7 separate regions of the Homo sapiens genome follow, and all the other regions are linked to region 5. A link is a contact called in ENCODE Hi-C or POLR2A ChIA-PET data. All regions are on one chromosome and are shown on one strand. Each heading gives the region's core, a stretch centred on a gene start or an enhancer-like site at or near the end of the contact. The rest is flanking DNA. Distances are from core to core; before and after follow the strand shown.

Region 1 (3,126 bases), core at 380-2,879, 850 kb before region 5:
GCCTAAGTTTATACAGCTGATAAGTGGGGAGCCAGGGACTCTGGCTCCAGAGTCCCACGGTATTAACAGAGCTTGTCTATTGCCCACACTTCAGCCAGATAGAAGGTCGGGGGAACAGCAGTTAACTAGTAGTGCCATGCCAAGCCACTACAATTTCAACCTGAAGCAAAAGAAACTTGGTCTTCAAGATAGTCTGTGGAGGTCACATTATTGACAAGTATATGATTTCCCATACCTTTTGGAATATTGAAAATACCTCTAGGTACCCTTCTCTCACTGCCTTTACTACTTTCCCAGACCCTTTTGGGTCCACAGGTCTGAGGTTGAAAATCCTAATGTAACCTAAATTTCTCCTGAAAAGGAACTCAGAGAGATCAAGTGAGTTTTTTGCTCCCTTGCCCCATACTGAGATTGTAGTATATGAGGAAAATGGCAGTTATAATAAAAATACTAATTACCACATTTAGAGCCTTGTTTAAATATAGTAAACAATATATTTTTGATCAAAAACAGCCTCTTAAAATTTATCAATAACTTTTTATATAATGGCTTATTTGATGGAAATGGTAATAATGATAATAATAACCATGAACCTACTGAATATGAAATATATTAATAAACCATCTTAAAATGTTATTTACTCTTCACAACAATGAGAAAAATGTGTATTATTTTCTCTGGTTTACAGATGAGGAAGCAGGTTCATATGTTATCTCATTTAATTTTTGTCATAACCCTTGAGGTTGGTTCTCTTACGATCCACAAAACATGAGGAAATTGAAGCTCACAGAGGATAAGACATTTGCTCAAGCTCACACAGCAAATCAGAGGCAGAGCTGGGACTCGAACCCAGATCTTTTTGACTCAAAAGCCTGGATTTTGAATTGCTGTGCTGCAGTTCTCAAAGTAACCCATAATGTAGGCAAATATCATCCCCATTTTGCAATGGGGAAACTGAGGTAGTTAGAGAACTGGCTTACCTAATATTCTCCTAGCTCTACTGTACACTCTGGAGACCAAAATGTTTAGTAGTTGCACATAAGGGCTTTGGAGCTGGCTTGCACTTTGCACAGTGATGGGACCAGGTGAGCTCTCAATAAATGATAGCTGTTGTCATTTTCAGCATGGGAGTTCGGCAGCCCACAACCTGGGCACAGACCTGATACCTGCGTCCTTGACTATCTGTTCTGTTTTTGTGCAGACTTGTGCTTGGACCGCAGGAATTTTCTATCATCTGCATGCAATGCCTACTGATGACACACTATCACAATAAAGGCCACCTGAGTCTATGCAGGGGAAAGCTTCCTTCGTGGGAGGCCTATCTGAATGGATGTGGCCTGCAGGAGGCCCTTGGAGCAGAGGCTCAGCCTCTGACTCACACTGAGCTGTCCCCCATCCGGTTAAGGCCAGCCCAGGAGCCGCCCACCTCTCCTGCACCCGCTGCCTTCTTGGCACAGACCTCTGGCTGCAGCCTTTGGGCTCCAGGCTGCAGAATTACTCACTCGCAGATTCTTCCTTTGGCATCTGCCAGGATCCAGGAAGAGGGCTTTGTAGTCTCTCTGTCTCACTTAGCTTTTTCCCTGCCTCCTTTATCAGTTGAATTGCTAAAGCCAAAGCTGAATTTCTCTCCCATTTCCTCCAAGGACCAGTATCCGGTAGGAATCATCTCTGCACTTGGGAGGCTAGGGAGAAGTCAAACACCAGGTCTGGCTCTTTGCCCCTGGAGGAAGAGTTAGTCACTTGGTTACTGCCGGCTGAAATCGACTGGAGATGTCACAGGGAGAAAATGCTTTCCTATGAGTTAGTGGAGCATGGTCTCCACAAAAATTGCCTTTTTACTGAACAGAGAAAGTGGCAAACTGATGTCCTCTTCACAGAGTTCTGACTTTAGTCCTCTAGCTGCAGCCATTAGCAATTCCTTTCCATCCAGTGCATAGAAGTCACAGGAGGCATGTCACAAAAATGGGGAGTAGGGAGGAGAAAAATTAGATGTGTACACACATGATCTCATTTTGTCACCACAGCAACCTAATTGTCATTATCCTGATTTTTTAAAAGGTAAAACTTGAGGTGGTGAATGCTTGTCCAAGATCATGGAGTTGGTGACTGGCAGAGCCGACATATGGACCCAAGTCCTTTCAATGCCAAATCCACTGTAGGGGAAATGGCCCTTCTGTCTCTTTCTCTCCCTCTGTCTCCCCTTTTCCTCTTGATTCCATGTGTCACCTTCCCCACTCCCAGTCTCGAAGGGGTCAGAGGATTATATGACACAACACAATGCCTTGCATACAGTACTTGCTCAATAAATGCACATTAAATTTGAATTGCTATGCCATGCCTTTTATGAACATTTGCATTTTCAAAAAGGACTCTTAGAAAAGATAATACTTAATACCAAGGACTAAATGGTGAATTTCCAGCACAGGAGATCTCTAGTGGGATGTTTATTTCCTCCATCCCTTCTTCCTCTCCCTCTTCCTTCCTTCCTTCCTTCTTCTCGTGTTCTCTCCTTCAGAACAAACACCAACACTATCCTAACTACTTTATAAATATTTACTTATTTAATCCTCATTACCACTGTGTGATGTAGATACCATTATTGTTAGCAATATCCCATTTTGGAAATAAGTAAATGGGCATAGAGTGGCTTAGTTATCTGCCCAGAAACACACAACTTATAATAGGCAGAGCAGGAGTTTGAAGGTGGGCACTTGGCCTCTTTAACCATTGCTGGTATCCCTGTCCAGGCACAGATAGCTTCCTGGAGCCATTTCCATCTCTCACATGAACTTGACATTGCAATTTACAAGGTTTGTTCAAATAGGGTCTCATTCTATTTGATTCTCACCACCATTTGTGAAGTCTGGACTTTGCTTCCTATTTACAATAGAGAAAGCCCAAGCTTGGAGAATTTAAGTGACTTGCATAAGGTCACACAACTGCTATGTTAGCAGAGCTTGGGAGCCAAACCATTTTATGGTCCCCTAATTTCTATGAATGAAGCTGGTGCTGAAGAATTAGAACTGGCCAGAACAACACTTTGAGCAGGAAGAAAGTGCTCATTGTGATAATTTATTTTTTCTTGAAAGTTGGATAGAGAAAAATATATGTGTGTGTGTGTGTGTG
Region 2 (3,164 bases), core at 23-2,522, 940 kb before region 5:
ATGTAATTTCAGAGAGTGACTGTGGTTCAAAGATGAAAAACTGAGTGTTAATTGCCCCTTCTCCTGTGCTCCCATGGTCCTAGGGCAGGGTGCTGCTGTAGTGCACATTCTGCTGTGCATGCTGAGAAGCTGGCTCCGGGTCTGCACCAGCAGAAAGGTCTGTGCTTATGGAGGGTGAGCACTGTGTCCTGTGCACTGCCACGTGACTGTTTTTGTAGGCCTTTCTTCCCATCAGACCATGACTACTTTGATGGCAGGGACCATGTCTTATTTATCCTTCTGCCTTAGTGCCTGCCGCTGAGTAGTCTGTAGATGTTTACAGAGTGAAGGAATCAATGAATAATGACTGAGTGAGAAAACTATACTTTTTCAGGGTCAATAAAGGAAATAGCACAAGAGAATCTCCCCTGATAAACTTGTCAAAGTGATCCCAGAATTAAACATTCAGGCTGGAGAGGTTATTAGTGACTTGCTTAAGGCCACATTGTTTAAAAGCAGCAAAGCTAGGACTCCTTTCCTCTCTCCTTTTCTTTCTTTTATTCAGTACCCCAAAAGGGTGTTTGGCTCCAGCATTGAACACAGGTGACTTTGAATAACAATTTATCGGAACAAGATGAATTTTGAAGCAGGTAGGAGGGTGGCTTTTGAGTCTGACAGATGTGGGTTCAAATCCTCTGGGGCCGCTGACTATCAGTGTGATCTATGGCAACTTAACCTCCCGGAAGCTCAGTTTCCTCGTGTGAAAAGTAGAAGTGATAACATCTCCACCATCTCCCTTGCAGGCTGCTTCTGTGGGGTCATTTGAAGGCTTATGGTTAACCCAGATAAGAGGTAGGATGGGAGTTTCTAACACAAGTCTCTTACTGTCCTGCACGATTTGTTGCTTCAGAGAAATGGGGTCTTCTCTATCTTTTTTGAAATTCCATTGTTGGCTTAGACAATGAGTAGCCTTCTGTGTATGTGATGTACATTCTCCCCCAGACCTACTGTTATGTATTTTCCAGCCTACTGAGGTAGTCCAGGCCCATTCACTATACACATCAGTGTGTGCTGGCTTGTGTTTTTACCCTTTCTGCAGCTACAGCCTGAACTAAGACTGGGTCCTTGCAGCTCTCCAACACATGATTGCTGCCTGCCAGAACCACAGACCTTTCTCGGGACTGGCACGAATTTCAGCCAACAGAGCCTGCACAGAAACACATGGAAAAGGCTTCCGGTGGAGCTTACTGTGAGTCACAGACAGCCATAGTTGCACTGGATAGAGAGCTGGCAGATGCCATCAGCATATGCCCTTAGAAACTTTGGTTGTTTTGTGGCCTGGAGAAGAGCCCAGAATTATGGAGCCTAAGAGGCAGCACCTCTGCTTTCTGAAGAGGAAGCCGTAGTGCCGTGGACTTCACCACGTGCACAGTGGCTGCATCCAGACCTGAATGCCCCTCTCATTACTCACCGGAAGTGAGCTTTGAACACTTCACACAGGAAGATGACTCGCTCCTCCAACAAGATGCAGAAAGTCTTTCCAAGCAAATGACTTGAAGTGTTTAAATATTCTGTTTCTTAGTCTGCTTTTTTTCTGTTAAATCCTTCAGCTTGAATGAGCACCTTTATCTGCAAATTGATCTGGTTGTAGCATCCCTTGACCATGTAGGTGGATTTTTAATTTGTACTTAAGGCCAGTTACAATATGCCATCTGCAACTCTGCTCCCTTTATGCTCCTGTAGCACTGCTATAGAGAGGAAGGGTTTGTCGTAGCAATGGGAAATAAAACAATGAGCATACAACTTTTACAATTGGAAATGAAGAAGCATAAAAAAAAATAACGGCTGATATTTGTTATCGGTCAGGCCTGAGTATGAGAATTATGGGTCTCTAACATGCCTGAATTAGCAAGAGGATGAAATTGCAAGAAGGCAGGCTGGAGAACAACCTCTTGACCCCACTCAGCATTTTGGAGCATGGCAGCTTAACAGATCCAACACAGAAAACAAGGGAATGGGTTAGTCTGGTGCTCATTCTCAAAGGTAGATGTGTCTGAAGTGAGAACTCTTGTTTGCATTCTCTGGAACCAAGTAGGGATCTGTCATCTTTTGGGAAGATCTGTCCTTCCTCAGCAGGTGTCCCATCAGCAAGGACAAAATCTGGAACCCAGATTCCAGGGAAAGAAACTAAGAAGAGCTAGGCATGGATCCAGGCCATTCAACAATAGGCTAGGGACAACAGCAGGCTCTGAGCTCAGGGAAGGGACGCTTGGGCAGAAACTAGTCTTACGGGATTGGGGAAGGTAGCACAGTATCACAGGGAGAGCATGTCTTTGGACTTGAAGAGACATAGATTATAATCCCAGTTTTGGTGCTTACTAGCTATGTGATTGCAGGTAGGTCAGTTTCCTTCATGGGACTCATCTGCAAAATAATTCTTACAGAGGCATCATAATACCCAAGATCATAGTCAAATAAACTTGGAATAGAAACTCTGGCCCATCATTTATGAACCATTAGTTCCTTAACTTTTGTCCTAACCTTCCTTAAGCCTCAGTTTTCCTATCTGTAAAAAGGAGATAAGATTACTTATCTTAGATCTAGTGTGAGGATTAATTGAAACATTGCAAGTACAATACTCAGCATAAGGCTCAGAACACAGAACACATTCCATAAATGGTGCTATGATTGGTCCTGGGATATTGGCTCCTGGTCTGGTTGGCAGTGAAGGCAAGGAAAACATGTGTGTGGGATATGCTGACAGTTTAGGGGATGTCCTAGAGTTTCCCATAGTTGTCCCAGTCAGTTTGATCTTGGTATTATGCACTAGGCTGTGTACTGTTTGGCCCCAGTTAAGATTCCAGGTCTGAGAACATTTTTGAAGCCCCTAGATGGATGGGCTGAGGTGATGAAAGAGGTAACTTTGATATGAACTATGCCTCAATAAGTGGGTTCTGCAAACTGGGGAAGGCAGGGCTGAAGCTGACAGCTTTATAGTTCAAAGAGTGTTTTCCCAAATATGATTTAATTTAATTTAACCCTTATAGCTTGCATCACCAAAATTGTCCCCAAATGAAGAAACAAAGATCCTGAGAGGTTCCCTAAGTGGGAGTCAGTGCTGGTACAGGGTCCTGAACTTGGCAAGACTGCAAAACCATGCTCCACCTGTGTCGCAGCAAGGCTGT
Region 3 (3,063 bases), core at 422-2,921, 790 kb before region 5:
CTTGTGTGTTGAGGGGTACACCCACCTTTCTCAGGGGAATTATACAGTTCCATTTTTTTTTTTTGAGACAGAATCTTACTCTGTCCCCCAGGCTGGAATGCAGTGGCATGATCTTAGCTCACTGAAACCTCTGCTCCCGGGTCCAAAGGATTCTTGTGCCTCAGCCACCTGAATAGCTGAGATTACAGGAGTGCGCCACCACGCTCGGCTAATTTTTGTATTTTTAGTAGAGATGGGGTTTCACCATGTTGGTCAGGCTGGTCTTGAACTCATGGACTCTTCTCTATCACAATATATTCTAAGGCAGGCAGCGATCTGCCTGCCTCGGCCTCCCAAAGTGTTGGGATTACCGATGTGAGCCACCGTGCCAGGCTTCTATTTGCTTTTGCTTTTGATACACCCATATCTGCTCATTGTAGGAATATTGGGTGCCTTCAGCTCAGCTGGATTCTCTTGGCTTCAGTGTCAGTATTTGAATTCTTGTTCATTTTCTGCTTTCCCTCCCCAGACTGGTAAGTCCATGAGGACAGAGTCCTTGTCTATCCGCCAGACCACCAGTGTCCAGCACAGTGCCTGGCACACAGTAGGTATTCAATAATTGTTTAATGAACTCTGGGGCTTTGATTAATAATTTAGTTAGAGAGTAAATTAATTGTGAGTTAAATCTAGTTTGGTCAACAACATACTTTACACTGTGCAGTCAGTGGGGCAGGAGGGAATCACAGAAGGGTCTTTGAAGATGAAAAGTGCAGGGACTATTGGCCTAGATCAGTGGTTTACACATGAAGCTGTACTTTTAGACGAGCTTGCCTTCCGGGATTTCGATCCCTGGTCTGAGGTGCTGTTTGAGCTTCCCAGGTGATTCTGAAGTCACCAGATCGGTATTGAGGGATGCCAAATTTGGGGGACTTCCTGTTCTAACGTATTTCTTTTTGTCCCCCGAACTCATTCAACTTGTGCCTGAACGGTCTCAGCAATGGGAGCTCATTATTTCACAAGGCGAGCTGCCCAACCCAGCGTAACCACAACGACAACAATCACAGTGACACCATGTAGGGACCATACATTGAGCATTTCTTAGGTGTCAGGTACCGTACATACATGCTGCTCACTCCAAAGGCGAGGTGGGTAGTACTTGTCTGCATATGACAGCTAAAGAAACTGCAACTCCGACGTTGGTGGCGCTGGGAGTCTCAGTGGCGGCGGGGCGGGGCAGGGCCGGGACCGAGGCCACGTCCCGCCCGCCGCCCGGCTTCCCGCCCATGGGCCTCGGCAGTGCCCGCGGGAGGAGCGGGTGGAGGGAGCCGCTCGCCACGTCAGCGCACGCCCGCCCCGGCGCTCCGCCCGGCCCTCCTGGGCCTCCCCATAGAAGGTTAACCCGGGCCGGATCCCACGAGGACTGGTGGGGGCCGGGCGGCCCGTGATTTCAGTTTCCGAAGAGTCCGGCCCTGCGCAAAGGCGGGCAGGGAGGAGGAGTTCGGGAAGCCTTCCCGACAGTCTGTAGATGAAATGAACGCGCCCCGCCTGAGCGCCACTCGGGGAGCGCGCCGAGCCAGTGCAGCACCGCGGCCTCCCGGCCCGCCAGGCTGAGGGTTTCCGCGGGCCCTGACCCTGCTGGCCCCCACCGGGCCAGTGAAAGCAGCAGGCTTTATGCGGCTGTCGGGCTCGGGGCGAGGAGCCGGCTCCACCCTCCCAGTCTGGGCCCATCCTCCGGCCTCGGCCAGCCCCTTCCCTCCCTCTCTTTGGCGTTCGCGTTCCCTCGGCCTAGCAGACCTCTTAGAATGTTTGTTTTCCTTCTGAGAAAGAGCGGAGGGACGTGGCCAAGACCAACATGAACTGCAAACACGGGACATCCTCTGTGTGGGGGGACATTTTTCTGGGACCAACAGACCTGGGTCTGAATACCCATCCTGCCGCTTCCTCGCTGGGTGACCTTTGTATATCTTTCTCCATCTCTCTCAGCCTCATTATCCTCATCTGTAAAATGGGGATAATGACGCCTTACCTATCTTTAAGATACATTCTGAGGATTAGATTGGATAAATACGGATCATACATTTTAAGCACTTAGTGCTGTCAATGGCAATTAACATTATTATTCATTATATTGTTATTATGAATGACTGATAATGACACTCAAGATTATTAATGCTACTGTGTCAAAAATATGCTCAATTAAATTTATTTTTAGTGAGTGAAATAGTTTTATGAAAGGTAAATAAAGAGGAATAATACTGGGTCGGGAAGTATATACACGTTATCTCATTTAATATTCAAACAGCTTCAGAAGGTGGGTGTTATCATCCCCATTCTGCAGATGAGAAAGTTGAGGCTCTTGGAGGTTCATTAACTTGCCCACCTCACACACTTCAAGCCTAATGTCCTGCCCTCCCTCTCTCACTGACTTCCTTGACTGCATCCCTTAAGCTCCAGTCCCTTTCTACCTGCCTGCCTCAGCAAAGACTCGTCCATCTGCAGAGAAACCTGGAGGAAAGTGAGTCAGCTCTGGAAACTGGATAAAGCTCACCTCCTCCAGGCAGCTTTCCTGATTCTCTCCCTCCTCCCCCTGTAAAATTAATCCTTCCTTCCTTTCTTCTCTTGGTGCCCATAGTATGAGGTTGCACACACTTATTGCAGGTTGTGTCTCCCACCTGGGGAGTATGCCTGTCTAAGGCAGACGCCACATACTTTTTCACTCTTGAAGGGTCAATATGGTGTTGTGGTTAAGGGCACAGGCTTAGGAGCCCAACTGTCCAGTTTCAGATCTTGGCTTTACTACCTACTGGTTGTGAGCCTTAACCAAGTGACTTAACCCCTTTCAGCCTCACTGTCCTTATCTACAACATGGAGATTGACAATAAGATCAGCCTTGTGGGGTTGCTATAAGGATTGAATGAGTTAAGATATAGAAAGCAATTTGAACCTCTAAGTAATCAGATGTTCACTGAATGAAGACGGAATCGTGAAGGTCTTGAATGTTGCTTACTAAGATAGTGAGATAGAAAGCATGTTGCAGAGTTAAGAGCAGGAGTAGGTATCAGAGACCTAGGTTCTCATCCTGGC
Region 4 (2,747 bases), core at 146-2,645, 820 kb before region 5:
TGCTCTACAATGTGCCAACGTGTTCCCACCTCAGGGCCTCACGCCTTGCTCTTCCTCCTACCTGGACACTTTTCCACCATGGTATCCACAGGGCCAGCTCCTCACTTCTCCCCAGCCTCCTCAGAAAGTACTTCCCAGGCAATCTATATAAACTATTAATAGTATCAAGCAATGCTATCATCTCTACTCTGCTGACTTTTTTCTCCACTGTGCTTATCACTTCTTAATGTAGTCTGCGTTTATGTGTTTGTTAGCAGTCTGCTTCCTTCCCCTAGAACTTGAACTATTTAATGCAAATTTGTTTTATTCACTGCCTTTGACCCCAGTGTCTAGAACAATGTTGGCACCTAGCAGCTACTCAAGAAATATTTACTGAAAGAATAAGTTGGAAAATGTATGTTCGAATTCCTACTGCGACCTGGACAAATCACTTCACCTTTGTGCCTCAGTGTCTTCACTCTGAAGTGAAAACACCCATTCTTATCCTTCCAAATACAGCAGATGGTTAAGAAAGTCCAGTGAGGTATGGATCATGAAAGCATGTTATAATGAAGATATAATGTACACAATCAGTAAACGATCATGTCCAAAACTGATAAATTTATCTTGGGTACAAGAAGAATGTTATAAAAATGCATGGGCCCTTGATCATCTTTCAGGGCTTTCTTTAGAGTAGCCTGGTTTGAAGAAGAAGGGAAATAAACTTTTATAGTACAACAGATCTCACTGGGTGCCAGGCAGTGGGTACCTGGTATGATCCAACTTAATATTTAATACAGTTCTGCCTGATAGGCTATCTGAGTTCCCTGAGGGGAATAGCCTGGTGTTTTCAGCTTTGTAATCTCAGCATCTAGCTCAGAGTAGACATCAATATGAGTTTATTAAATTGGGCTTAATTGCATTTTTTGCTGAGGAAAAGACTCAGGGACAGTGAGCAACTTCCCTGAGGTTGCACAGGTGGTGTTACTGTTCTGTGCCAGAGCCAGACTCAGCACACCATGCTGCAAAAGCTCTGCAGAAAACAGGCAGGCACTCATTTTGGCTTAAAGTCTCTTAAAGCTTATCATGGGCAATTGGCAACAGTCTTTGCCCATACATCTTCCTCAGAGCAGGCAGTAGGCTGTGTGCAGCTGGCACAATAGCTTCTCTTTAATGCCCTTTGAAAGAATCCTGGAAAAGTCTTCAGTTTTAGGGGAGGGAAGGGTCCAGGAGAAAGCCTCCTCCCAAACAGGCTTGGCTTTGCGGCACCTCCCAAGTTTCGATGTGCAGTTTCAGGGTTTCACTATGGCCACTGTAGTTGCTATGGAAATAGAGCAACAAATATTTGCAGGCCGGTAACACCTTCCCCCAAGAAGCCTAGTCAAGAATGTTTGGGACAAGGCCCCTGCCCACCAGGCTGCTGTTGTTGCAGCTGAATGCTGCCTTTGTGATCAGCCTCCTGGCCTGCCACCAGGCTCCAAAGAAATGACTCGGCCCAGATCTTTCTAAATAGTGTTTGTGTTTTAGTTGTCCACAAAGGGGGTGGGGGCAGCTCGAAACAACTTTAAGGAAATCATCTGGCCTATGGCTGATTGTCAAGACAAAAATAATGCTAAGTCTCACTTTGCAAATACCATTCAGAGAGCCGTGCCAGGTTGCTGCGGGAATGATGCAAGTTGCCACTCACTGAGCACCAGCATGTGTGGGGAGCTCTGTTCTTACAGGGTCCTCACAGCAGCATGGCCAGATAAGTCTGGCTATCTTACAGATGAGAAAATGAATGTTCATGGACGACACATAAGTTACTTCAGTTCATTTAACTAGTAAGTGGTGGTGCAGTGCTGAGGTTGAAATGTCTGATCGTTTTAATTACTATCAGCATTATTGTAAAGCTCCCTAGATTTCAATCAGACAGCGACTGGCAACCTTTCAGAGCCTCTTACCTTGCACACTCTGATAAGAAAAAGAGATACAGTGAAATGGAGAAATTTGGCCCTCACTGAAAGTTAATTTTATTTGTTCATGGGAACTTGATATGCTTGCTTATCATTGCAGACCAGGCATTGTGCGATTTTACTGGAATGGAAAGGCCCATGGCTTCCCATCTGGCTCCAGTTCTGTTTGGGAGAAAGGAGGCAGTGAAGGAAATTTGACTTAACGGCAGGTGTTACTTTGAGGGTTAGAAAGGTACCATTGTCTCCTCTGCAATAAACTGCCAGGTTTTCACCTGCTGTCAAATTGCAAATTCACTTACCATTAAAATGTTGGGTCGTGACTTCATTAATTTAGTAAGTCTTTATTAAATGCCTACTGAGGGTCAAGCACTGGGCTGAGCACTGGGGATAGAGAAATGAATAATATTTGTTTAACAAGTATTTATTGAGTGTCTGCTCTGTGCTAGGTACTATGTAGGCCCTGGGGGTACCTCTTATTCCATCTCCTCAAGGGAATTGCTTGTGGATAAACCAAGTAAACGGACATTTGCCACAGAAAGGATGACTTCTTCACTTGTAAGTATAGGGTGCTAAGGGAGCACCCAGCAAGGACACTTAAATTAGTCTCAACCTGCCCGGTCCAACTTGGCAGCCACCCGCGGCTAGAGAACACATGAAATGTGACTGATCTGTGTTGTCAGGATAAAACACACACTAAATTTCAAAGTCTTAGTGTGAAAAATGGAATGTATTTATCTCATTAGTAATTTAAATTGGTTATAGGTTTAAATGATTTTGGTTATAGGTTGAAATGGCTATAGGTTGAAAAGATTT
Region 5 (3,010 bases), core at 236-2,735:
AGTAAGCAGAATGTCATGAGTTCTTCCTTAAGCTAATTTTTTTCTTCTTAAATGACATATTATCCTGAGATGTCCCCCTCCCAACCATTTGATGTAGAAAGTCCTGTGGGTTTTTTTTTTATATATTACTTGTCAGAGAAAACTTTGAGCTTCTTCTTAGCAAAATAAAAACTTTCTAACCATATGTCAGTCTCCCAAGTCATTTTGGAAGTGTTGCCATCTATGAAATCTAAAAATCATGGAAGTTCTGTGTATGCAACTTTCTAGAACATATTCCTTCTAAAAGTGAGAGAAATATGAACCAGCACATTGCTGTGAGTTCTGCTGGTTCAAAATTGGATGAGTTGCTGAATTCCATGGGCACCAGCAGCCAAAAATGGAGATAAAATAAGATCAAGTGTCATCTTCCAAAATGTACAGACATACCACCAGTGACATTCAGGCATTCTACGTCCTGGTTTATAGACACCCTTTTTCTAAGTTTTAATAGATACTAGAAAAGTACCTAGCATTAAACCTGGGTTTTCATGAACATTTTTCCCTAGAAAATTTTAAAAAGAAAGAAAAGTTTTTTTCCCAGGACTTAAAGAAATATTTTATGACTAATCAATACTATAGGTAGTACTTGAGAAAAGAAAATAATTGTGAAGATAGGACCTGAATTACTAAAATGTGTGAAATAGTACGATAATATGTATAAAAGTGCCTCATGCATAAAAGGCCCCAGTAAATGCTTTCTTCCTCCCTGATTCACATGGTGAGCAAGTGGCGGGGGCCCAGGACTAAACCTCATAGCATCAGACTCCCAGTCCAGTGCTCCTTCCAAGAGGCCTTTCAATTGTTTTCTTTCTGTCTACCTACCTCACACTGTGTCCTTCATCTCTCTGTCTAGCCCCCAGGAAAAGTGCAGCAAGTGCAGGTATTTCTGAAATGACGAGTGGCTCGCAAAAAGGATCTGATGAGTGTTAATAGTAAGCAATGTGTACCTAAGAGTGTAGACACTATTAGCATTTGGAAAAATAGGAATCTGAACTGAGAACTGGAAGGGCCCTTAGAGATCATCCCACACAAACCCTCTTTTTACAGATGAGGAAGTTGAGACCCAGAAACGGGAAGTGCTTTGTGCATGGCCAGAGAGCTCGTTGCTGATCAAACCAGGACAAGCATCCATATGAAACACGCAAATGTAAAATTACATGAAAAAAAAAAACCCTTTACCTCCAGATGTACTGCTTTCCAGAAAAGTGGCGAGGAAATACCACAAAAATACCTTTACTTCAAAAAATTTGAAAATGTTGAAGGTCATGCTTCATATTGTGCCAGGCAAGAGAACATTGTACATAATTGTAAATCACCATTGGAGGAGGTGGTCCTGGTTGTATTCTTTTGTTTGTTTGTAATACACATAACATAAAATTTATCATCTTAACCATTTTTAAGTGTACGGTTTGGTGGTATTAAGTTCATTCACATTATTGTGCAACCATCACCACCATCCATCTCCGGAACTCTTTTCATCTTGCAAAACTGAAACTTTACCCGTTAAACAATAACTCTGCATTGCCCCCTCCCCCAACCCCTAGCAACCACCATTCTACTTTCTGTCTCTGTGAATTTAACTACTCTTTAGATACCTCATATAAGTGGAATCATACAGCATTTGTCTTTTGTTGACTGGCTAATTGCATTTAGCATAATGTTCTCAAGGTTTATCCATGCTGTAGCACGTATCAGAATTTCCTTCCTTCTTGGTTGTATTCTTAATGCAACATAGCTTGTTCTCTGTGATCTGCTGATTATAACCATCGTCGCTGTGAAGACTTTGGCGTGCTTAACATTTTTGTGACTTCTTTCCAGTGGGGGAAATAGATAGCTCAGTTGTGGACGATAGCAGCAATGGGAAGCAGTATTTGAGAAGAAATCAGACTCTCTTCTTCCAGTCTTTTGCAAGTAGGTGACACAAGAGGTAAACAGAATTGCATGCTGTGCCCCTCCACATCACCCCCTATTTTCTTTGTTTCTTCTGCCCAAGGCTTCAGTCAATCAGAGAAGCAATGAGAGTTGAAGATTTTAAAAGTGGGTTTTCAAATAAGACAAGCTTGGGTTCCAGTCCTACCTCTGAAACTTACTAAATATGTGATCTTGGGTAACGTGATTGAACTCTCTGAGCCTCAGTTCTGTAATCTGTACATAGAGATAATAATACTTTTATCAAAAAAGCATGTCTTTTTTTTCCTTCTGATTGATGAGATGCTTTCTGTATTTTTTCTGGATTTAAACATAGTTTCCAAAGTTAAAATATTAATAGTACTTTTCCCTGTCCCATTGGGTTGTTTAGAAATGTAATGTGATATATGACATTTTGGCCTCTCTGAGATGTCTTGTTCCAGCCCAAAGATTATTAGGGAACCTCATGTCATTTGAAAGGGGAGAAAGATAATTTATTGATAAGGTTCTGCATGTCATATGTATCATTTTTTTCTCATCAAAAACACTGAGTAGAACTCTATTATGATACTTGGTCCTTTACTTCATACTTTTCTATCTTCCCAGCTAGTCAGAACCATGCCCACCCCGCAGTTCCCACCCCTTGGTCAGTACCTAGCATTATGCCCAGAAAAACTACAGATGCTTCTTCACACTCCCCTCCAACCCCCACACCCCCATTACCAAAGTGTTTCTATAATGCTCTGGGAATCAGCATCTCAATTCCCCCATGGCCTCATGGTTAAACATACCATTCATTCGACCTCTCAACTGTGACAAAGAAGGAAGCCTGGGTGTAGAAACTGATTTCAGCTCCCCTCTGAAGTTGGGCGTCTCTCTTTGCTGACCACTTGGGAATTTTTTTTTCTTGCTTCTGACCCACCTCTCCCCTTTCTTTTGATAAACAGGACAGCTGTCCCCAAAGGGATGAATCCATTACCTTTCACCAGAGTTGAGTTCGTTTTCCATTTCATCTTTCTGCTTAAAGAGAAAGCCCTTTAAAAGCGCAGCGCATACATTGAGT
Region 6 (3,079 bases), core at 576-3,075, 890 kb before region 5:
ATGAGGTTCTTCTATGCCACGGAGGCTTTTGAGACAGGAACTATGTCTATACACTTTTCTGCACTCAGCCAGAATGAGGTTTGGAAGGAGCAGGCTTTGGACTTAGATACTCGATTCTGATTCCAGCACTCCCATATTGGCTGTCTGACCTTACAGAAACTATATACCTTTTCTGGACCTCAGATTCCTCATTTACACAATCAAGGCTCCTGATTTCTACCTAAAATGATTGCGATACCACAAGGTGGGACCCATGAGACCTGGTGCAGCAGTAACACACAGGAGGGATCCAGCGAAGGTTGGTTCTTTTTCCCCTTATTCCCATCCTAGGGTCTTACATTTAATAATTGGTGACTCAGTTCTTGTTTGATATGTAAAATACATTCTTTTGTCTCATACTCCATTTTTCCCTCTTTCCACTATTTTCCTTCTCCCTTTTCATAACACTTTCCTTTCTTTTACCTTTTTGGTCAGCTTCTATCTACTGTGATTGAAGCCCTCTGTCCAGGTCACCAGCCATTGTCTCCTGGATTGTGGCAGCAGCTTTCTAACTTGTCTCCTTGCCTCTATCTGTCCCTGTTGTTTCATTCTCCATGCAGGGCAGTCCTTCTGTAACCTGAACCAGACCTTGCTGCTCCTCTGTGCCACTCCCTCCGGTGGCTTCTCATCACCATGGCCTGCAAGGCTCTGTGTGACCTGTCTTCTGGCACTCCCTGACCTCCCTCTTAGCTCAGTCTGCTCCAGCCTCAAAGGCCTTCTGGCTGTTACTGGAACATTCAAGCACATTCTTGCTTTGGGTCTTTTATAAATATATACATCTGTCTGTGTGTATATATATATATACACACACACACACACACACACAAAAACACACACATACACACACATATATACACACACACATACACACACACACATATATAGTTCTCTCTTCCTCCAGATATCTGTAGGCTTCATCCTCTCACTTCCTTAGGCCTCTGCCCACATGGCACCATATCAGAAAGGCCTTCCCTGATGACTTAATATTAAAAAAAAAAACCCAAGCACTCCCAGTCCTCCGTTTTAGTTTTCCTCTTTTCTCTTATCAGTGGCATATTAGACACTTATTCATTTACTTATTTATTTTCTCTCTCCCCTGAGCAGCACGTGACCTCTATAAGAGCAGACTTGGTTTTGTTTTCTGCTGTGTCCCCAGAACCTGGAGCACAGTAAGTGCTCAATAAATATTTGCTGGATTTTGTGAATGTGTGTGTCCCCTTTATGAAATGGCACGGAAGAGCCTGCACTGACGCTCCAGGTGATTTGGGGCCTGAATGGGTCACTGATCAACTTTTATCTTAACCAGACCAGGGTGATGAGGAGAATTAGGTGGCTGCTCAGGGGCCCTTCACACACATACCTTTGGGACCAACGCTGTTTCGTCTGCAGCAATGGCGTGCCTGGCTTTCATGCTTGTGGTTTGTACCATAGTTGTGATGTTGTCTAGAATTCCCATGGCAGCTTTACAATATGATTAATTTTGCTCATATAGATACATATCGATTACGGATAAAGATGACTCAAGGTTTAAATTTAGCCCCACCACAACAAATTGAAAGTCACAGGTGTGCTACCTAATTGCTCCCAGACTATGAAAACAAAAGCACAATGTCTGCCAGCACTGAATCACTCTTCTCCACCCTTTTTCTCCCTTCCCTTCATGTTCTCTGTCTTAATTCTGTTCATGTCGTAAACCGTGGTAGCTTAGAAAAGTGAAAAATAACATCCGGAGTCCAAAGTTCCAGTCCTGACACCACCACTTGTTTACTGTGAGATCTCAAGCATGTTACCCCACCTCCCTGAGCTTCAGTTTCCTCTTTTGTAGAATAGACCTACTTGAAAACAGGTGCTCAATAACGTGTTGAATGAAAGATGCCTAAGTGAGACAGCATGGGTAGAATGTCTAGCCCAGGGTGAGCACTCAATAGATGCTAGTCACCGGCCATGCTAACTGATGCACCTGACTGTGCTGTCTTCATGAACTTTCTTTGGCTTTGGTTAACCATTAGGATAGGCAACCCAGCTGAAAACAGAGGATGGCTCATGACAAGGCCTTTCCTAATCAGTCTCTCACAAGGGCTTTTATGGAGGCCCTACTATGCGTACAGCAAGGTGGAAGATTCAGGGGTGGGTGGAGCATCAAGCCAGCGAGAGGCATAGTTACTGCTGCTATTGGTGCCCTGTGGCTGCTGTAACAAATGACCACAAGCTTTGTAGCTTAAAGCCACAGAAATGTATTCGCTCACAGTTCTAGAGGGCAAAGCATTTGAAATCAAAATGTTGGCAGGGCCACGCTCCCTCCAAGGGCCCTAAGGAAGAATCCACTCTCTGCCTTTTGCAGCTTCTGGCGACTCCTGGTGTTGCTTGGCTTGTGGAAGCACAGCTCCGTTCCGCGCCTCTGTCTTCACATGATCTTCCCTACTGTGTGTCTCTGTGTCTCAAATCTCCCTCACCTTTCTCTAATAAGGAAACCAATCATTGGATTTAGGGTCTACCCTAAATTCAAAATGTTTTCATCTTGAGATCCTTAACTTAATTACATCTGCAAGGACCCTATTTCTAAATAAGTTCACATTCATAAGTGTTGGGGTTTGGGGTTTAGGGTTTTGACATCTTTTTTGGGGTCCCAATTTAACCCAGCTACAGTGGCCTCCAGGAATTTCAGATTAGGGAAAGGAAGAGCACACACAGATGAACAAAAAAAGTTTCAAGTAGAGTTTGTAAGACAAATCTTATTTGAAGGTGGTTAGTAGGGGGTTGATCCATTAATTTTTTGATCCAGAAATATTCACTGAGCCCCTGCTATGCTGGGTGCTGGAGATAGAAATGAGGAAGCACAGTCTCTGCCTTCAAGGAGTTCACAGACTGCTTCAATGAACAGAGAAATGGACATTTATTGTTGAGCATGGTAGGAGCTGTGGTAGAAGTAGACCCCTGATGCGATGGGCATTAGCAGGTCTGAGTTACAACCTCGGGGCTGGTGTTCAGAGAGGGCTTTCTGCAGGAAGTATTATCCCTTCCAAGGCCTAAAGGTTGAGGG
Region 7 (2,827 bases), core at 116-2,615, 690 kb before region 5:
ACAGCTCCATGAGTTATGGACCATTTATATCCATTTCAGGAATCCCAAAAACAAGGCAGGCATACATTTAACATAGATGTTAAGTAACTTGCCCAAAATTATATAAGCCTTTTGTCCAGAGTTACACAGTTAGTCAGGAGCAAAGTTAAAATTCACACCCAGGTCTCTGGACTCTAAAACTCATCCTCTTTCTGTTGCTCTGCGGTCACTGAGTCAATTCTTATAAATGCTTAATTTGTCAGACTCTGGAAAACCAGTAACGGTAGCAGTAGTAAAATCTCTAGAGGAAGAGGGGATAGGGTATTCCGTGGAGGCTATAGGTCTTCTTGAGGAATGGTGGATCTTTAAGTAAAAGTTCCAGAACTTTGCCATTCCTGCATTGGTGGAAAACGCAATGGCAGGTGATTCACCAAAATATCCCTTGCTTCACAATGTGCAGTTCCTCTGTGGAGGGGAACTTAGCCCTTACTGAGTTCAGAAAGAAGAAGAAACTCATCCATCCAAGACCCACAGCAGAAAGCATAAGGGTTTATTTATAGAGAAGAATTTTATTATTTTTAAAAATCACTTGTGGGCTTCTGCACCAAAGCGTAGGAAAAAGCATGTGTTGGTTGCCAAGGGTCAAGGGAAACCACCTTGTTTTCTTGACAGCGCTGTGGCTGAAACAGCCCTTCCCAAAAACAATACGTTGGGGGAAGAAAGGCAAAACCAGTGGGAGGCCTGAAAATGCTGTGGTTTGCTTTTTATTTTATTTTTTTCCAGTGTCTTTGGGGCTGAAAAAGGCAGTGGAATGAATTCCACAACTAGTTTAAAATGCAGTGCCTCTTGCACTGGGAGCTCCGGGGGCTGCCCTCACATGACTCATGCCTTCCCCAACTCACCTCAGACCTCTCGTCCAGGCCCATCTGTCAAGGATAATAACAACAACACAGAAGTGATGCTGCCTTCACCTCCACCGTAGACTGCAGCGGCTCTTTCTGTTTCCTAAAACTCTTTCATAGTCTAACAAAAATGGCTGCCTTTCTCCTAAGTGCCAGGCTCCTTACTCTTAGGATTTTATCTCATCTGAACCACAACCTTTTGGAGACATCATTGTTATGCTCATTTGACAGATGAAGGAAGCCAGGCTCAGATGATTAAATACCATGCCCCAAATCACACAGCAAGGAGACAAGCTGAGATGTGAAGTCGGTGGTCTTATGCTTCAGAACAGTTCTGGGAATTCGCATTGTCTTCTCATTTTCCGAGGAGGAAACCAAAGTAGAGAGGTGGAGAGGATACTACAGACCAGGGCTCAGGGTGGCCCAGGCAGTGCTATCTCCAGGCACATGGTTCTGTCTCCTGAGGCTGTGACTCATGACGGTGCCAGACCATCAGCTAGACAAACCGCCACCCACTGGGCCACTCCAGCCAATTGCAAACCTTTGGCTTCAGAACCAAACATGTGTCCACATTGGCTCGGATATATCCACAGCCTTGCCTTGTAATGCCATCGGGCCCTCTGTATATTTTAAAAGCAGATGCCTCAGACCTCCAAAAGGCCAAGGGTTGCTTCTCGAATCTGACCTAAAAGGGCCTAACCTCAAGGACAGATCTGAATTCACCTGACATACAGCCCCAGGAGGAATCACAGAGAAAATGCTCTTACCTGGAACACCTCTACACAGACTGTTGCTGTCCTGCATGCTGCTTGCATTGAACTATGTCATTCACCAGCTGTGTGTCCCCAGACAAGGTACTGAACCTCTCTGAGCCTCACTTTCTTCAGAGGACCAGTTTAAGTTTTCACAGTCAGGAATTCATTCCTTCTAAAAACCTGTGCTAAGGAGACATGGCAAGGTGTTCTGGGCCTACAGAGACATGGGCAGAACTGGGGCAGAAGAGCAAAATGGATACTAAAGCTCTAAACCTGCCCACCAAGGTTCATAGTTTATTTTAAATTGGGGCTGTTTTGTGCCATTGCAAAGGAGGGTGAATATGCTTACAGTTATAAAATTCTGCTCTTCTTTCACAGAATTTCAGAGTAGATGGGTTGGTACAAGCTATCTTGTCTGACCACCTCCACATGGTATAGAGATTAAGGCCAGGAAAGGGAAGCCCTGGCTTGACACCTCACAAGGGCTTGAACCCAGACACAGTGCTCTTTCCAATGAGGGTCACTGCCAATCTAAAGAATTCTCTCATCTGCATATTGGACTAGGAACCTCTAACTCATAGCACTTTTCTGAGGATAATAAGAAAAAAGGGATAGGAAAATGTTTTGTACACAAATGCAGTACATGTCTGACAAGAGGTATTATTAATTTCAAATAGTCATGTGATGCTTCTTCAGTGACGCTGAAGAAGGGACCTGTGGCAGGGCTTCTAGGAGGTATGGCTCAACAAGTGTGCTTTAATTTGTCTTTAGTCAGTATACTGACATTATTTAGAAAGTTTAATCAACGTTGAAGGTAGAGAATATCTGATTTGTTTGTCAAAATGAGTGCCTGCATGTTGAAAGTTATGGTTTACCAAGAGTCCCCAACCTGTATGTCTATAGGAACCTGGAGATTAAAGCCTGAAAGTGAGTGGTAAGAATTAAAATCTACCTCCTTCATTATGTTGATGGCTATTTTTTTTTTTTTTGAGACGGAGTTTTGCTCTTGTTGCCCAGGCTGGAGTGCAGTGGCGCAATCTCGGCTCACTGCAACCTCTGCCTCCTGGGTTCAAGCAATTCTCCTGCCTCAGCTTCCCGAGTAGCTGGGATTATAGGCATGTGCCACCACGCCTGGCTAATTTTGTGTTTTTAGTAGAGACATGGTTTCTCCATGTTGGTCAGGCTGATCTT

The links. Hi-C counts contacts between places; a loop is a spot of excess contacts on that map. ChIA-PET counts read pairs that join two places held with the same protein, here RNA polymerase II (POLR2A). Pooled maps may share reads with other maps.
Region 1: a pooled map shows a loop between it and region 5 (2.9-fold over the local background). The contact joins two enhancer-like sites. A Hi-C loop is called at or near these places in 1 of 168 maps with a recorded cell type or tissue (naive thymus-derived CD4-positive, alpha-beta T cell) and 10 of 50 pooled maps. POLR2A ChIA-PET finds 5 or more read pairs at or near these places in 2 of 52 experiments (GM12878 and activated T-cell).
Region 2: a loop to region 5 is called in a map of naive thymus-derived CD4-positive, alpha-beta T cell, with 4 times the contacts of the local background. The contact joins two enhancer-like sites. A Hi-C loop is called at or near these places in 73 of 168 maps with a recorded cell type or tissue (B cell, CD14-positive monocyte, CD4-positive, alpha-beta T cell and 51 more), 37 of 37 single-sample maps with no recorded cell type and 47 of 50 pooled maps. POLR2A ChIA-PET finds 5 or more read pairs at or near these places in 6 of 52 experiments (AG04450, MCF 10A, T-cell and 3 more).
Region 3: a map of B cell shows a loop between it and region 5 (6-fold over the local background). The contact joins the promoter of LINC02777 here to the enhancer-like site in region 5. A Hi-C loop is called at or near these places in 22 of 168 maps with a recorded cell type or tissue (B cell, CD14-positive monocyte, IMR-90 and 12 more), 14 of 37 single-sample maps with no recorded cell type and 35 of 50 pooled maps. POLR2A ChIA-PET finds 5 or more read pairs at or near these places in 2 of 52 experiments (A549 and RWPE1).
Region 4: a loop to region 5 is called in a map of PC-9, with 8 times the contacts of the local background. The contact joins two enhancer-like sites. A Hi-C loop is called at or near these places in 4 of 168 maps with a recorded cell type or tissue (Calu3, PC-9, aorta and 1 more) and 7 of 50 pooled maps.
Region 6: a pooled map shows a loop between it and region 5 (7-fold over the local background). The contact joins two enhancer-like sites. A Hi-C loop is called at or near these places in 4 of 168 maps with a recorded cell type or tissue (PC-3, PC-9, ascending aorta and 1 more), 5 of 37 single-sample maps with no recorded cell type and 14 of 50 pooled maps. POLR2A ChIA-PET finds 5 or more read pairs at or near these places in 2 of 52 experiments (activated CD4-positive, alpha-beta T cell and activated T-cell).
Region 7: a map of B cell shows a loop between it and region 5 (4-fold over the local background). The contact joins two enhancer-like sites. A Hi-C loop is called at or near these places in 1 of 168 maps with a recorded cell type or tissue (B cell), 16 of 37 single-sample maps with no recorded cell type and 12 of 50 pooled maps.

Annotation. Positions count from the first base shown.
Region 1 is chr1:58,847,627-58,850,752 of GRCh38, forward strand. All of the region lies in intron 1 of JUN-DT (JUN divergent transcript), which reads left to right. Among named protein-coding and RNA genes, the nearest start is that of LINC02777, 55 kb to the right of the region's middle. Within about 2 kb of position 1,630, at least 20 of the 41 ENCODE cell types and tissues checked have a DNase peak (open chromatin) inside an H3K27ac peak, as active enhancers do.
Region 2 is chr1:58,754,284-58,757,447 of GRCh38, forward strand. All of the region lies in intron 6 of LOC112268263 (a long non-coding RNA gene), which reads left to right. Among named protein-coding and RNA genes, the nearest start is that of JUN, 28 kb to the right of the region's middle. RefSeq lists an enhancer at 719-1,918. Within about 2 kb of position 1,273, at least 28 of the 41 ENCODE cell types and tissues checked have a DNase peak (open chromatin) inside an H3K27ac peak, as active enhancers do; they include CD14-positive monocyte, where a contact is called at or near this core.
Region 3 is chr1:58,902,467-58,905,529 of GRCh38, forward strand. LINC02777 (long intergenic non-protein coding RNA 2777) reads right to left here and starts at 1,672. Exons shown (of 5, transcript NR_183656.1): 1 at 1,102-1,672. RefSeq lists silencers at 1,066-1,455, 1,516-1,765.
Region 4 is chr1:58,873,601-58,876,347 of GRCh38, forward strand. The region is part of intron 1 of JUN-DT (JUN divergent transcript); the gene reads left to right. Among named protein-coding and RNA genes, the nearest start is that of LINC02777, 29 kb to the right of the region's middle. Within about 2 kb of position 1,396, at least 17 of the 41 ENCODE cell types and tissues checked have a DNase peak (open chromatin) inside an H3K27ac peak, as active enhancers do.
Region 5 is chr1:59,695,791-59,698,800 of GRCh38, forward strand. The region is part of intron 14 of FGGY (FGGY carbohydrate kinase domain containing); the gene reads left to right. Among named protein-coding and RNA genes, the nearest start is that of MIR4711, 36 kb to the right of the region's middle. Within about 2 kb of position 1,486, at least 3 of the 41 ENCODE cell types and tissues checked have a DNase peak (open chromatin) inside an H3K27ac peak, as active enhancers do; they include B cell and CD14-positive monocyte, where a contact is called at or near this core.
Region 6 is chr1:58,804,391-58,807,469 of GRCh38, forward strand. All of the region lies in intron 1 of JUN-DT (JUN divergent transcript), which reads left to right. Among named protein-coding and RNA genes, the nearest start is that of JUN-DT, 21 kb to the left of the region's middle. RefSeq lists a silencer at 507-801. Within about 2 kb of position 1,826, at least 7 of the 41 ENCODE cell types and tissues checked have a DNase peak (open chromatin) inside an H3K27ac peak, as active enhancers do.
Region 7 is chr1:59,007,431-59,010,257 of GRCh38, forward strand. No RefSeq gene overlaps it. Among named protein-coding and RNA genes, the nearest start is that of LINC01358, 12 kb to the right of the region's middle. RefSeq lists enhancers at 398-507, 778-827, 848-897, 938-1,007. Within about 2 kb of position 1,366, at least 6 of the 41 ENCODE cell types and tissues checked have a DNase peak (open chromatin) inside an H3K27ac peak, as active enhancers do; they include B cell, where a contact is called at or near this core.